Regions from separate parts of the Homo sapiens genome. Here region 1 is linked to region 2. The links are chromatin loops, found by intact Hi-C in ENCODE. Cell type or tissue: B cell. All regions are shown on one strand.

Region 1 (8,000 bases), 390 kb after region 2:
ACCAAACAATTCCTAGATTATTTGGCCCCTGCTTAGTATATCCTTCTCATTCTTAATTTAGGCCTTGTGCATGGCACAAACAGAAAAAGGAATATGTGTGGTTTAGTATTCTAGGGGTTTTCTGGGAGGCTTCAACCCTTGCTCCATGAGCGGCACCCCCGACCGCCATCTGGCTGGTCCGAGTGGGCTCTCTGGGACCCACAACTCCTGATGGGCTCCATTGCTGCTCCAGCACTTAGCTTCACTGGGTTCCCGGATGCAAGCATGGTTCTCTTCACTTCTACTGACACTTTACAAGGGTAACAAGAATCAAGGTGGTGTCTGTTGTGTCAAAATCCCAAAGGACCTCGAGAAGTCAGTTAGTCCCCTCTGCCTTAAGGGCATCTTTCTTTTAGGGACATATCACAAATTCTAATATATTCACAAAACAAACACAAAAGCCCACACATTTTGAGAAAAGATCTGCCAGCCACCAGCTCAGATGTACATGGTAAAGCTGCCTTTCCATGTGTGTGCTTTTTTGTTTTAAGACGGAGTCTTTGTCATCCAGGCTGGCGTGCAGTGGTGTGATCTCAGCTCACTGCAACCTCCGCCTCTCAGGTTCAAGTGAGTCTCCTTCCTCAGCCTCCTCAGTAGCTGGGATTATAGGCACCCACCACCAAGCCTGGCTAATTTTTGTATTTTTAGTAGAGGTGGGGTTTCACCATGTTGGCCAGGCTGGTCTCAAACTCCCTACCTCAAAGTTCATCCACCCACCTTGGCCTCCAAAAGTGCATGTATTCTTGATTGATGGTGACAGAATATGGAGAAGTGTGTCAGTTCAGGTTCTCCAAGAAGCATGTGCCCAGATGGGATTAGACCGCAGAATATTTATTTATTGGGGGAAATGGCTGTGAAGCATAAAAGTGGAGGGAGCAGTAGCAGGGAGTGCCTTCAGATCATATTCAGGTTGATCACCTGTAAAAGAAGATTGGGAAGGAAGAAAGGAGATGTGGGTAGGAAGAGCTTTTGCGCAGCTCTCAGAAAGCCTTGGCCAGGCCAGAGGAGGGCCCTAGAGCAAAAGTTGCTCAGTAGAGTCCTGTGTTGGGCAGCTCTAGTGTACCAGCCGTCCTCGGTGGTTGGCAGGGAAAGTGGGGGTGGCCTAGCCACAGCAAGACCACTGTAGAGGGTCTCAAGGTGTGGCAGCTGGAAGCTGTTAGCCATGGTCGGCCCCCACACGCTCTCCATAGCCAAGTTCTCTTGAAGTTCTCTTGAAGGAGCATCTGAGTGGACCTCTTGACCACTACAAGGAGAGGGAAAATGATGACGAATCCTTGCTCAGCCACTTCACTGGATGCCTGCCTTTAGTCTATAGGGTTTATCTTTATAATCTTAGCTCTGATTACATTATTGCTTTAAAAAATGCAATGGCTCCTACTGCATAGCATCAGGATCCAACTCCATAATAAAGCACCAAGGCTATTCACTATCTGGGCTTCTCTCGACTGCCTCTTTGAGGATAGTTCTTATGCTGAAACCCAGAGAGAGGTCCTAACCAGCAGCACGTGTGCCTTTTACCACATAGCATTCTAAGTGAATGTGAACTTGATTGCTCTGTGAGCACTTTCTGTATCTTCCCACTATTCTCTATGGTTGAATATGGGCCACATCACACATTTACAGGGGGTACAGCTAGGAATCAGACACTGTTCCTGTACTTATGAAGGTGTGACTTCAAGGCCTTGCACAAACATTGCCTCCTCTGAGGTTCCTGAGCAGCACAGGTAGACCTAACCCCCTTTCCACATCACTGTTTGTCATGAGTATGGTTCCATCACACTGTATTGTTTTGGGTTGGGTTATGGGTCTGTTTCCTCATAGCCTGTTAGCTCATGGAGGTACCATGCCCATCTTTTGTCTTCTGATGCGTCTCCCAGTTTGACAGCCATAAGAGGTGTTTATTCCCATCAGCATTTATGACAGCAGAGCTACAGCTGGAGGAAGCAATCTTCTGTCTTTCTGCCCTCATGAAGTCACGCAAAGGCAGCAAACCATCTGGTCTACATTATGGGCACTTACGCATATGCCAGACACCTGAGCTGGGGACAGGGCTAGTGGAAGATGATGAGGGAAATAGTCATGTCATGCCGACCCCACCTTCTATCATTCTTCTTTCCAATAGATAACCACTGCTTGCAACGCTTCAAATCATACTTCTTTGCTCACACTTGCATCCTTCATATGACCCTTATGCATGGTAATGGGAGGTGGATCAAACTCCTAATTCTATATTCTTCTGGTAAATTTTATCATTTTTCCCAAGGGGGAAAACAGGCAGTGGCATTACTACGTTATCTTTATTTCGAAGGTAATAGTTCCCAGATTGCTTATCTGAGAACATTGATTATTTTGGATTTTGGAAACAAAACCAAAGTTCACCACCCTGAGCCAGTCCAAACTAAAAATGTAACTGGAGAAGGCCCAAATTCCACTTGTAAAATCATTTTATTGGTATAAATATACATATGAATAAAATACTTCCAGCCTGTAATGTAAGTGAATATTTGTGAAATGTCTTATAAAGAGTAGTATTTTGATTTTTACAGGTGTCAAAGTATTCTCTCTTAAAATCACACATTAAAAGCTAATATGCAGACAGAAATTAAAGGCCTTCAAAAACATGAATATTCATAAAACCTCATTCCAATCAACTATATACATTAATCTGGGCACATGGTAAAATCAGCCATGGGCCTCTCTCACTCTGTTCTTAGCTGTGCTCGTTGATGGTATGCAAAGGTCACCGACCAAGCTTTAAATGTACAATTCCACATCAGGAAGGAAGAAGTTCCCCATGGGAGAAGGTAAAAACCATACCCAAGATCTAATATATATAATCTATACAAATTATTAGTGTGCTCTGTTAATATAATTACAATGTGCAATTGCATACATCAAGAATAAATTGCTATATTGAGTCCTGTGCGGATTTGACACAGGTACACTTAGCAGTACTCCGAGGTCTGCTGTGGTGTTACTTGTGTGAGTGTGTGTCCAGTTATTTCATTTATCTCCAAAAACTCATCTTGCAGGGCAATCTGTAGCTGCCTCAGATAAATTCAAGTAGGGCCCATGGGATAATTGCTGGCTTTCATTAAAGGCATATGAAGGAATGTTTAGAAATCAAATGCAAAGGGTTGGAGGAAGACCAAACAAATGTGCTTTGATTACCAAGAAATGGATCTGTTTCTATACAAAAAAAAAAAAAAAAAAAAAAAAAAAAGGCAGGGGATGGGGGTGGGGGCGAAATAAAGAAAAAGAAGAGAATAAAGCACCCAGAGAAGAACGCCTGGGAAGAAAAGATGTTGCCCTTGGTTCCTCTCTGATGGCTACCAAAGCACCCTGCACAGGAAGACTTCTGCGTGGGTGACCTTTACACAAAAATAAACTCTTTTTCTGCTTCTTCCCCGGAGTCATTAGATTTGCTGCCTTGATGGCCATCTTTACTGGAGGACCGTTGCTTTTGTTCTTGATACTCCTGGGCCTGCTGGCCCCAGCTTCTCCTTGAAACTGAAATAAAAAGGGAAGTCGCACAGTTTACTGACAAAGTAATACCAGTGGCCTGACTGATAATGGGCTGAGATGCAGTAGCCTTGAAGGTTTGGGGGAGGGGAGGGGGCCAGGGTGAACTTTCTCAGAAACAAACTTGCTATTATGTTTAGAGACTCTAGACAGAAATGTAAAACAAACCAACAAAGCAGAAACAACATGAGAAAACACACACAAAAACAGTCTATGACAGGGTGAACCTCTCATAGATGTGGGCAAGAATCTGAGGTTAGGACCCCCGAGGAAAGGATGGTGGGGAAGCGGAGGGAGATGCCAGGAGGGAGGAGGGCTTTGAAGCGGTTCTGCTCCAGGTGACCTCCTCAGTCATAGCTGCCCCCTCACACAGCACAGAGAACAGGGCAGACAGAGCTTTGAGGAGATGCTGGGTGGACAAATGTCCCATTCGATGCCTTCTGCAGATGATTTGGGGCTTGTCATTCCTGCTTGTGGGACAGGATATCAGCAAAGGCCTCAGGAATCTTTGTCAGACCTTTCTGTGACTCAGAAAACCTCAGTTTCACCCTCTAGGAAATAAATACTTTAAAGTCTAGTGAAAAAGCATTAAATACTGCCTATGACACATTCAACCATTTTGGAATCACCCTCCAGGTAAAAGAATTACCATTATTGTTGCCTGCTCTGATTACACATAAATATGAAGAATCCACTGAGGCTTTATAAAGCAGCGATAGGAGAATCATTACTGGAACAGAGCCTCTGTCATGTGTTAGGCACTCTCTGTTTTATTATCGCTATTCCTCACAATTACCTTCTGTAAGGCAGGTTTTGTAAAACTTGAAACCAGGATTTAAACTAGATCTGTCTCTCCAAAGCCTATGTTCTTTCCAACTAGAACATGGCTTCACTGCTATGATACCTTGGGAAAAGGTTCGGATGCTGTACTCCAGCATAGCTATTAAGGATTATTAAATACTATTCATCTTGTCTATTGTATAGACAGATCTTGAGCTAAGAATACTAAACCCACACACTTTGTGCCAGCCTGAAGGAAGAGTACAGCTACCTCATCACTCGGAAGTTCCAATGATCTAACCAGGAACACACTACATCAATCCTTTAAAAGCTATAGGATTCATTTGATGCTTCTAATCACTTGATTTTTGCATTCTGCTAAAAAAAAAAAAAACTTATCTTGCTGGCTACTAAAATGTTGAACTCACTGAAGAGTGTTTCAGGAAGTGAAAGCTCATTAAACCTAACAGTCAAAATGCAAACCTAATAGAGTACTTCTCCTGCCAATACTGGTATTAGAGCCAGATGCTGGTATTTAGACAATAAAAATTTAAATCTTTAGTTAATGACATTAAATTGAAATAACTCAAAACTCTGAAAGGAAAAAAACCTTTCAAATCTGATAATAAAAGTACGTAATTTCTTAAATTGTGACTTCTTTTTGTCCAACAGATTCAGGCAAATTCTCAAACTGGGGGAAGAAAGCAACAAACAAATATTATCATTGATTTCTATTATTTTTTCTTTTTAGAAACAGGGTCTTGCTCTGTCACCCAAACTGAAGTGCAATTTCTATTTTTAAGTTTGTGTTGGGTAAAAAAATTAAATGCACTTGTTTGGTCCTTTCACAACTGTCAGTAAGCCAGGTTTAGAGAACAAAGGTGAATAAATGTCAATAAATATTTTGCTCTTTATCACAAAACCAATTTGATACTAATAGACAAAGAATCCTTTAATTACTAAGAACAAAAGAAAGTAGGGAAGACTTATATTATCTTCATCCTGAAAACATTTTACAATAAACCCAACCTCAAACTACAGCATTTCTTGTGGTATCTGCTAGAAAATATTTTTCATCGTTTTAAAACCAAAATAGGTTGTTCCTCTATATTAAATTACTCAAAAATACACTACAAGTTCAAGGGAAGAAACAAATATAATACACTGCTCATTTGTCTTCAGAGCAAATATATTTGTTCTAATTCTTAGATTTAAAGGATAATCAAGCTTTTCATTCTTCCCAATATTTTTGTTTCCTGGCAATCTTGGGTCTAACTCATGTTGTATGATACGACATAAGAGTACTTTCTAAAAATGGAGAAATTCAAGAAACCAAAAATGTTTATGTCACAGATAAAAAACTGAGATAACCCTATAGACCAGGGTCATTACAACAGGCATGATTAAAATTCAAAGAAATCCAACATAGAAATCTTCTTGCAAAAAGTAGGTTGTCCTTCAGTCTCCACCTAAATGTTGATTCTTTTGAGTCACTGACACCAGGCTTCCAAATTCTCCAGGACTCAGGGGTTGTAGGAGGAAAAATAATATATTATTTCAAGAGGGCTGTCAAAGAATTTCACTATGGTGGCGACTTTATTTAGAAATTCATTCTAAATATATTCACCTCCATTGATTAAACTCTACCAATTGTGAATGTGCATGTGATAATGAGACTAGTACCAGGCTGACATGTTCTTAGTATAGTAGGTAAGCACCATTCAAGAACAGGAAAACTAAGGCATAGCGAGATCAAGGACCTAAAGTTATGCAATTAATGTGATGAGTTTGAAGGTCAAAGCATTTGTTCTTCTCGTCTCCACCCTTATTAGTCCAGATCCCTAATGTGAACAACTTTGTAGGACGAACGTTCTTTGTCGTTTGTTTTCCAGCCCTTAAGGGAACATCTATTTGACTGCATGTAATTAAGATGTTGACTACGACTATATTGAAGTAGGTTTAGTCAGGCTTCTATTAAAAGATGGTCTAAATAGAATTACGTCTGTTTGAAACTTAAAACTCCAGAATGTATGTATGTATGTATGCGTGTATGTATGCATGCAAGCATTTATTCATTTATAGATACTGAGTCTCACTCTGTTGTCCAGGCTGGAATTCAGTGGCGCAGTCATAGCTCACTGTAGCCTCAAACTCTTGGGCTCAAGTGATCCTCCTGTCTCAGCTTCCAGAGTAGCAGACACTACAGGTGCACCTCCTCACCACACCCAGCTAATTTTTTATTTTTATTTTTCTATAGACAGAGTCTCATTTGTTGCCCAGGCTGGTCTCAAATTCCTGGCCTCAAGTGATCCTCCAGACTCAGCCTCCCAAAGTGCTGGGATTACAAATGTGAACCACTGTGCCTCGCTAGAATTTATTTTTAAAATATTTATAAGATTTAGACTTTTTACAAATTCAGACAGACCTCCTCTTAGGCAGCTTGAGTTAATGCTTGCTTTTATACAGGATGAAAAAAATCCAATTGTTTCACAAACACTTCTTCAATGCAAGTATTTGTTAAGAGTGCTGGAGCATCTCTATGCGTGTGTCTATTTACATATTTATCACTATTTTACATACTACTAAAGTTAATAGAAGATAAGTAAATGAACAGGTAATTTATTCAAAACAAACACTCCATGTATATACAGACCCTGTCTATAGTGGCAATAATTGGTACAGAGAGGCTCGAACGTGATATCTGTCATTCTTGAAGATGATTTGACATTGCATATATGTGATAATTTTAAAGCTTCTGAAATATGCATATAAATGCAGAATTAGAGAACCATATGAAAATTTGGTATTTTCTCCATTGTAAGCTCCACTGACATCCATATTTTCCAGGAGAAAAACACTATGATGACCTTAAAATAGTATTCAGTAGTTGGCCCTGATTTTTTATACTTTCTAGCAAGAGCCCAACATGCCAACTGTTAAATTTATCTTCAAGAACTCACTTAGGGGAAGCAGAACTTGAGTCTGGTGGAAAAAGTAGAGCAGAGCACTGGCTTACAGACTGCAAGTCACAGCCAAGTATTTATTGGCTGTAGCTTGGATTATGGAAGAGGCAAGTGATATATAAAAGGAATCTTAGATGCCCTGTACAAACAGGAGCCATTACAACGCATTCAAAGCCAAAATCAACTATTTTCTTCAAGAAAATAGGATACACTCTTACAAGAACATCACAACTTATAATTAAATGTAGAGAGGAAATAATATGAAATGAAAAAAATGTGCTTACAAATATTTCTAGTAAAAGAAATTAAGCATTTTACCTGTCAAATCAATATAGTAGCCACACAAAACATAATATTCGTGATAAAAATATGCAGCATGCTTTGAGAACAATATTTGAGAACAATAGCCTCTGTTTGTTTCATGAATACATACTTTAGGAAAATAAGGCTGTTTTAGTGTAAACAAAGCTGCTCTTAAAAGACTTAAAAGAAAGTATAAGCAATTATTTAATAGAATTGATCTGCTAAATGTTATTTTTTTAACCAGGAACTATTCAGAAAGCAGACTGCTACGCAGTTCTCAAAGGTGAAGACAGTCAAGTGCTAGGAATCGGCACTAACAAAACAAAATTAAAATATTATGCATAAAATCACTTTAATTGAAGATCCTGTAAAAATTACTTCTTAATGCCTGTC
Region 2 (8,000 bases):
GTGTACATCCAAAATTTAGCTGTGAAGTGGATGGACTGAGGCAGAACTGGAGGCAAGAAAATGTCACAGTAATTCTAAAAAAGATGATGTACAATTAGAGCAAGAGAGTAGCACTGAAATTGAAGAAAAATAGATGCGTTTGAGAGAAAATTAGGAGGTAGAATCAACAGATTAGATGTAGGGATGAGAAGGGTCAAAGATGACACTAGGGTTTTTAACTGGAGCAAGTAGGTAGACAGAACATTTCTTCCTGAAAGGGCAGGTCAGATCATGTGTTGTCTCAAAGGGCATGAAGAGTAGAAAGCCTGGGACAGATCCTGAGATGACCAATACCCATGGTGCAGGGAGAGGGAGGGAGATCTGCTAAAAAGACTGCAAATGTCAGGATAGTAGAAAATCATGAGTGTGTGATGTCCTGGAAGTTGAGACAGTATCACATTTGAGAACATTTAAATTGGTAACTCTGACAAAAAGCTGGAGGCCAACTGTGAATGCCCATGAGAGTGAGAAGCTCCCACACTTTTGTGGGCATCAGAAAGCCCACCAGGTTCCTGCAGTGAAGATCTGAGAAGGATCCTCTTGTGGCTTTGGCAGGGAGAGAAGAATTATTATGAAATACACCCCAGAACCTTCTTCAAAACAAAGGCCTACTCTCAAGGGGAAAACATTTTGCCAGAGTCTTATCCCAGCTGGGAGAAGGTAATTCTTCCCACTGCAGCCTCATCTAGGCTTTCTGTCTCACTTAAGGGAAGAAAATTAGTCAACAGGGATCAGAGCTTCATGAAAATAAATTGGAAATGGTGCAGCCAGGAAAGGAGCAAAGGTCTGAGGAGGAGGAGAAGGAGGAAGAGGAGTTGTATCATTATAAATACTTGAGGAAGAGGAGGAGAAGGAGGAGGAGGAGGAGTTGTATCATTATAAACACTTGAGGAAGAGGAGGAGGAGAAGGAGGAGGAGGAGTTGTATCATTATAAACACTTGAGGAAGAGGAGGAGGAGAAGGAGGAGGAGGAGGAGTTGTATCATTATAAACACTTGTGACGGTCCCAGCCCCAAGATATAGGCATGCTAATAAACTGAGGCTTAACACTTTGACTACAGAATGCTGCTTCTCCCTAACACCATCAAGGCTCCAACTGAATAACAATGAATTATGAATGAAAGAGCTGTAAGGAGAGACAAAAGTTAGAATGAGACAAGTATTGTTATCTAGAGATGCCAAGAAGGCAAGGAAGATAACTAAAAAGGCACTCTGGATTTAGAAATAGGAAGTCATTAGTGACCTTGTAAATAATGGAGCCAGAGGAATACCAAGGGCAGAAGCCTCACTATAGTGTGTTGCACCTGTCAGAGGTCAGGAGGTGTAACTGACTCTCCCACAGTGTGGCTTTGGAAGAGAGAAGTCAGCAGCTGCATGGAGATTTGGGAGAGGGAAAGCTTTTTTTTTTTTTTTTTAATTGGAAAAGACTGAGCTATGTGTAAATAGAATAAGACAGGAAGAGTGTAGACACAGGAAAGAGGGCAGACAAAAACAAGTGCACAGTTATCTAAGGGAAACAATGGGATCAAGCTGCAAGTATATAAACTTGTCTTGATAGAAGAATCCTTGATCTGGTTTATTCAGTGTTTGGTCCAAACCCACATCCCTGTTCTGCCTGTCTCTGACTTGCTCTGTGCCCCAGAAGCCCAGCTTCTACAGATAGCATTAGCTGGGCAGCCCTGCCCTCTTGCAACAGCTGGATTTGGCCAGTGATCAGCCCAGCAGGAATGTAGATGGCAAAGGAGAGAGAGGTTAGTGTACTTATTCCCTGCATCACCCCCCTGCTTGGTGGGCAGCTCTTCCTCCACAGTCCCAGCTCTGGCCTAGCTCTGGTTACAGGTTCCCTCCCATTGCCTCTTCAGATTTAAAGGTGTGTCTGTCAGGGTATAACTGGGAGCTAGAAATTGCACTGAAATTGAACAAAGAATTTTATGGGAATGGTTGTTAACTAGTTATAAGAGGACTGAAAATGGAAAAGTGGACAAACGTATCAGAGATAGTAATGACAGAAAGCAACTACCACCTCCAGGTTTAGGAGAACAAGGAAAAGATTCTTTGAAGAGATCCCCAGAACTGGGACCTCTGAGGAGTGTATGCTGGACCACTGATGATGATATGTCTGTAGATAGAGGCATGATGAGGCTGATTTTAGGAGCATGGAAGATCTCCAAACTGAAGCCAACTGCTGTTACTGGATTCAACTGCCACTGCCAGGTTGAAGAACCCATTCTGTGAGGATGTCAACAAACAAAGTGGGAAATCTTTTCACATCCTTCCAGCCCTCTAGTCTTCCTCCAGTGCTTTCTATTGGTAGGGTTTGGGGAGGTGGCTAGCAAAGCGGTATTGGAAAAGATAGAAGAGACTAAATCTTCATAACCAGCACAGGGTGACACTGGATCACTACTGTTGCTGATCTTGGGCTGCCTCATATCCCCTGTTCTTCCCATTAGCCCTGTCACAACTTTGTAGATATCCCTTCATTATATGCCCTTCATATATTCTTTTGGTTTAACTTTTTCTGTTGGAATCCTAATATGGCACTCCTCCATTTTTCAGGACCAAAAGAGTATAAAAGATTATCTTTTACCAAAAAAAAGACAAAAAACTGATCTAATTCCTGATTTGATCATTACACAATCTATACATGTATCAAAATATCACATAGTACCCCATAAATATATACAACTGTGTCCATTAAAAATAAAAATTAAAGAAAAGATGGTAAATATAGCTCTGTCAGGCAGTGGAGGTTTTACCACGATGGCTGTTATTTCCCCCATGAAGGGGGGAGTGAGGGAGCAGCTGAAAGTAGGTGCTTATAGGGGTATAGAGGGGCTCAAAGCTTTGAGAGAGGAGAATGTCTGAAAGAGCTGCCAAATAGCATGCAGGTCCCATGGGGGCAGAGCCTCTGCTCATTCACCAGTGCCTCTTCAATATCTACACTTAAGCCTAACACAAAGTGTGTGCTTAATAAGTATTTGCTGAGTATGTAAAGTGGAAACAGAACCAATCTGGCAAACTTTGTAGGACTGGTGGGCAATGAAGATCAGTCAGGTAAAATCTGTGGATATAAATTTATATTGATCAAAAAATTCAAGGTTAGGTGTTTTTCTTCAGTCATGCTCAACGATGCTTCAGCCATGCTCAACTCTTCTGTAGCCACAGAAAAAAGTTTACCCATAATCGAGCTGTGTCTGTGTCTGAATAATGAAAAGACCATGATGCAAGGGAGTTGGAGACACAGAAACAGTGTTTGAAGTAATGGGTAATGGAAGCATGCTACCAGGGAAAGGAAAGAAGTGGCAATAGGAAGGAACAGAGATCTGTGGTCCTATGTCCCCTGAGCATATTCACATGTTAAAGCTAATTCAGTTTTCAATCATCATTAAAATTTTGTTCCTAAATATATGGCCATTATTTTCCACAACCACACTAAAACTTTATTACCTCTGGCAAGTGACTATGCAAGTAACTAAGAGCAAAAATATCCACAACTACCATTTGAGCTATCAATTTAGGGAAAGTCATCTGGCTATAATCTAAGTGACCCTCCACTGAATGTCAGTATCTTTGCATATGTGATTTAAATCTGGGCCTTCGCAACACCATGAACTGTTCTTGTCTTGAATATCCAGATTGAAGGAAATAATCTGAGTAGTTACGAGTCCTGAAGCTAGAAAGATGGAAACCCCATTTGCTCATCAGAAAGCCTTAGAGCTTGGGCGCTGGCGGGTCCTGTCTCACCGGGACAGAGGGGCTCTTTCCTCCCCATCTGATAGTCTGATAACTAGAGAAGCCGGCCAACTTATTCTCCAAGAAGGAGCCATCTTAGTTCCTCCTGAAATGTTCATATTTAGAAATTATTGTTTGTCAGTAATTTAACCCCTTAATGGGCTTGCCTTGTGGTCCATACCACTGAGTGCAGAGCTTGCCTGGAAGAATTGTGAGGGCCATTCCATCTTCCAGGCAGTAGAGTTCAGTACTTCTTTAAAATTGCTGCTGAACTCTGTATTTGAAAAGAAAGAATCATTTGGGTGTGGTAGCTCACACCTGTAATCCTAGCGCTTTGGGAGGCTGAGGTGGGAGGATCATTTGATGCCAGGAGGACCACTTGAGACCACCCTGGGTAACATAGCAAGACCCTGTCTTTAGAAAAAAAAAATACAATAAAATAAATACAATAAAAATAAAAGCAAAAAGAAAGAGTCCATCTTAGGGACAGACTGTAACTACTCACTGGAGCTTACCTTTACATAGTTCAGGATCAATTATAATAAAACACTTTTGTGCAGATTCAATAGGATTATTTTAATCCCCATCATCTCTCTGAGTTTCCAGTCAGTTTCTCTGCATGTAGACACCCTTCTCCAGCCCACCATTGTCTCTCCTCCTATAGCTCCACCAACAAATCAGAACTTTTTCTAACTGCACCTAGTGCACCTAGAGTCTACTCCAGAATGCTCATGGAGAAAGTTTCTGAAAGGTAAAACTCTGAATGATATTTGTAGCTAAAGGGAGACTTGCTAGAGACAATAAGCTAATAGTTGTAGACTTCAGTAGAAGAGGAATGACACTGCAATGTCAGGGTGCAGGACTTCAAGAGGGCAGAGTATGGAAACCCAATGGGAAAAATGCTCACCAGGAACATGAAGAGAAGGAATTACGTGTAAGGATTTCTCAATGTGTTCCCAAATTTGCCCAGCAGAGGGAGGCCTCGGGTTGATGGCAGGCTGACCACACAATTAAAGAAGGCTGAACCTGGGGGCTTTTAACAACCATCGTGGGCTCTACTGTAAGCATTTAGAAAAAGAAAGTTATCCATTCAAAAATATATATATTTTTAAACTTCAGAACAAAATTATGAAGAGCTATATTTACTTTTCTACATTCTAATTTTTATAAATCTGAGTATATTTTGCATATATTGTTATAGTACATATTCAATTTTGTATTTTGCTGTTTTCACTTAACCATTTTTACTAGATTACTCTGTGTTCATAATAATCACTTTTTTAAAACTTTTATTTTTATTTATTTATTTTTTTTTTGAGTCAGAGTCACACTCTGTCGCCCAGGCTGGAGTGCAGTGGCGTGATCTTGGCTTACTGCAACTTCCACCTCCTGGATTCAAGCAGTTCTCCTGCCTTAGCCTCCTGAGCAGCTGGGATTACAGGTGTGCACCACCAAGCCCGGCTAATTTTTGTATTTTTAGTAAAGACGGGGTTTCACCATGTTGGTCAGGCTGGTCTCCAACTCCTGACCTCATGATCTGCCCACCTTGGCCTCCCAAAGTGCTGGGATAATCACTTTTTATGCTGCATAATTCTTCAGATTTGTCAGTACGACTGTATTTACACTCATTTGTTTTATTAGAAAGAATTCCAGAATATTTTGGCTGCCCTAATTAATTTTACAATTAATATGATTTTGAAATTGGGTATTGGCTCCTTCTGAATTGGTTTATTAAAATATATTCTAATGTAATTTATGACATTTTCATCATATTAGCATATTTATTCTGTTAGAATTTCATAATTTATAAAGCTACAAACTGTATGTGATATAGCTTGTAACTTTATCTCATAACTTTATGCAGTTACAAGTAGAAATAAAATGTTCCCCTCAAGATTGCTTAAAATTTTATTATAAACAAGTGTAAAAAACAAAATCACTAAAACACTCCCTCTTTTTTCCCCCAAAATGCATGTTTCCATTTTAACAGAACCCGTATTTAATCAGCAGATTTCTATGGTGGCTAGATTTGTAGACTAAATATTAAAAGTCCCAAAGCAAATGCATTTTTCTCTTAAATTTTACTGACTTTTTTTTTTTTTCTTTTTCTGAGACGGAGTCTTGCTCTGTCGCCCAGGCTGGAATGCAGTGGCACAATCTCGGCTCACTGCAACCTCCGCCTCCCGGATTCACGCCATTCTCCTGCCTCAACCTCCCGAGTAGCTGGGACCACAGGCGCCCGCCACCACGCCCAGCTAATTTTTTGTATTTTTAGTAGAGACAGGGTTTCACCGTGTTAGCCGGGATGGTCTCGATCTCCTGACCTCATGATCTGCCCACCTCAGCCTCCCAAAGTGCTAGGATCACAGGCATGAGCCACCGCGCCCCGCCTACTGACTTTTATCCAAAGAAAATATAAGAGCTCTTCATCATAACGTATGTTTCTTGCTCTTGTTATTAAATATGACACATTTAGACTTAAACTGATTTGAAGGTTTATGACATTGTTTAAGTTATTACATAATTAATTCATAAAGATAATGACTAGTTTGAACTACTGACAGCTCACACATCATCAGTTGAACAGCAGAAAGCTTACTAAGCTACTTTCTTATGTTTCTGTCTCCCAGCTACTAAAAGAAACGAAACCCTTCCAGGTGTTAAGGCAAAACTTTCCTCCCCCTTTCTTCTATAAATCTGATTCCATGTTAGTGAAATTTCTACTGATGGCTTTGGTTTCCTCTATAGTAGAATAGAGATCCTATGGCAAAAGTCATGTCTGACATGGTAGCAAATAGAAATGGGGAAAAGGAAGGTCTGCAAGAGCCAATGTGGGAAATGGGGAGAGGACTGACTACAAAAACCCAGCAGGAATTCCAGAAGAAAACTCCTCAGGACGGGCACATTGGCTCATGCCTGTAATCCCAGTACTTTGGGAGGCCGAGGTGGGCAGATCACTTGAGTCCAGGAGTTTGAGACCAGCCTGGTCAACATGGCGAAACCTCATCTCTACAAAAAATAAAAAAATTTGTCAGGCGTGGTGGCATGCACCTGTAGTCCCAGCTACTCAAGAGACTTAAGTGGGAGAATCACTCGAGCCTTGGAGGTGGAGGTTGGTGAGCCGAGATCACGCCACTGCATTCCAGCCTGGGCGACAAAGTGAGACGCCATCTCAATCAATCAGTCTCCTCGAAAAGCAACATTATGGAGAGACAGGATTCCGTCAAGGCCTGGGGCACACAGGAAAATATTAAGGCAGAAGAGAGTTTCCTCCCCACACCACACCGTATCCCACAGGCACTGCGGATGTGCATATGCAAGAGGGGTTGATCCTAAGAATTTAGAGTCACAGAGGAGGAGGCACCAAGCAGACTGTGGAGAAAGTCATGACCAGAAAGGGACAGAATGTAAAGCTTCAGCTGATTATCTGGCCTCAGGGATTCCAGAGGAACTGGTCCCAATGGTCTCCTGGTGATGTAGGTTCTTAGGTTTCTTTTACAGGGGTTTTCTGGGAGATCGTTGACCCAGTTAGCATTCAAGCAACTTCCACCCTGCACTTTTATTCTTTCCCCTTCACCTGCTTAGGTTTTATCTGTCCAGGAAATAATAATAAAATTATTGAGCCCTGGACATGTACCTGTAAAGCTCCTTAAAGATGATGCCTTCTAACTCCTCATTCAACAGATACAAAAACATTACAATAAAATGACTCATGCAAGACACCCAGGTAGTTTATAGCAGCTAATAAAAACAGAATAACTATAAAATATGGTAAGTTTATAAAAGTTACATTGAGTATACTTTATAAGAACTGCTTATTGAGTTTGCCTAATAACCACACAGCACAATAATAATATGTATATATTTTTAAATATGTGTAAATATGTGTAACACAAACTTGTAGAAGGTATATCTGAGTACAACCCTATTCTGTTTGGTTACCTTTTCTAGTTCATTATGTAAGTGGCATAGCTACCTAAGGACTTATGCTTATAAATGTTACTCAAAAAAATACAGAGGACATATGTGGATAGATAATGGAAGAGATAAGATAGGTAGGTTGAAGGGTTGGGCTGCCCCTCCACACCTGTGGTTGTTTCTCGTTAGGTGGAATGAGAGACTTGGAAAAGAAAGAGACACAGAGACAAAGTATAGAGAAAGAAAAAAAGGGGTCCAGGGGACCGGTGTTCAGCATACGGAGGATCCCACCGGCCTCTGAGTTCCCTTAG

Evidence for each region. Hi-C counts contacts between places; a loop is a spot of excess contacts. Peaks named below come from ENCODE experiments on the same cell type or tissue, not always from the same donor. Only the 100,000 strongest peaks of a DNase experiment are listed, where the experiment ranks them.
Region 1: a loop joins it to region 2, with 11 times the contacts of the local background. A loop is called at or near these places in 2 of 110 quality-filtered maps.

Annotation. Positions count from the first base shown.
Region 1 is chr6:25,614,996-25,622,995 of GRCh38, reverse strand. It overlaps CARMIL1 (capping protein regulator and myosin 1 linker 1), which reads right to left. Exons shown (of 37, transcript NM_017640.6): 37 at 2,466-3,549. The coding sequence ends at 3,413. Among named protein-coding and RNA genes, the nearest start is that of SCGN, 33 kb to the left of the region's middle. In B cell, no CTCF peak of the experiment used is centred here; a DNase peak (open chromatin) is centred at 4,775.
Region 2 is chr6:26,000,030-26,008,029 of GRCh38, reverse strand. It overlaps LINC02980 (long intergenic non-protein coding RNA 2980), which reads right to left. Exons shown (of 3, transcript NR_186645.1): 3 at 6,255-6,780. Among named protein-coding and RNA genes, the nearest start is that of LINC02980, 11 kb to the right of the region's middle. RefSeq lists an enhancer at 7,877-8,000. In B cell, CTCF peaks have their summits at 4,524 and 4,726 (motif pointing right); a DNase peak (open chromatin) is centred at 4,729.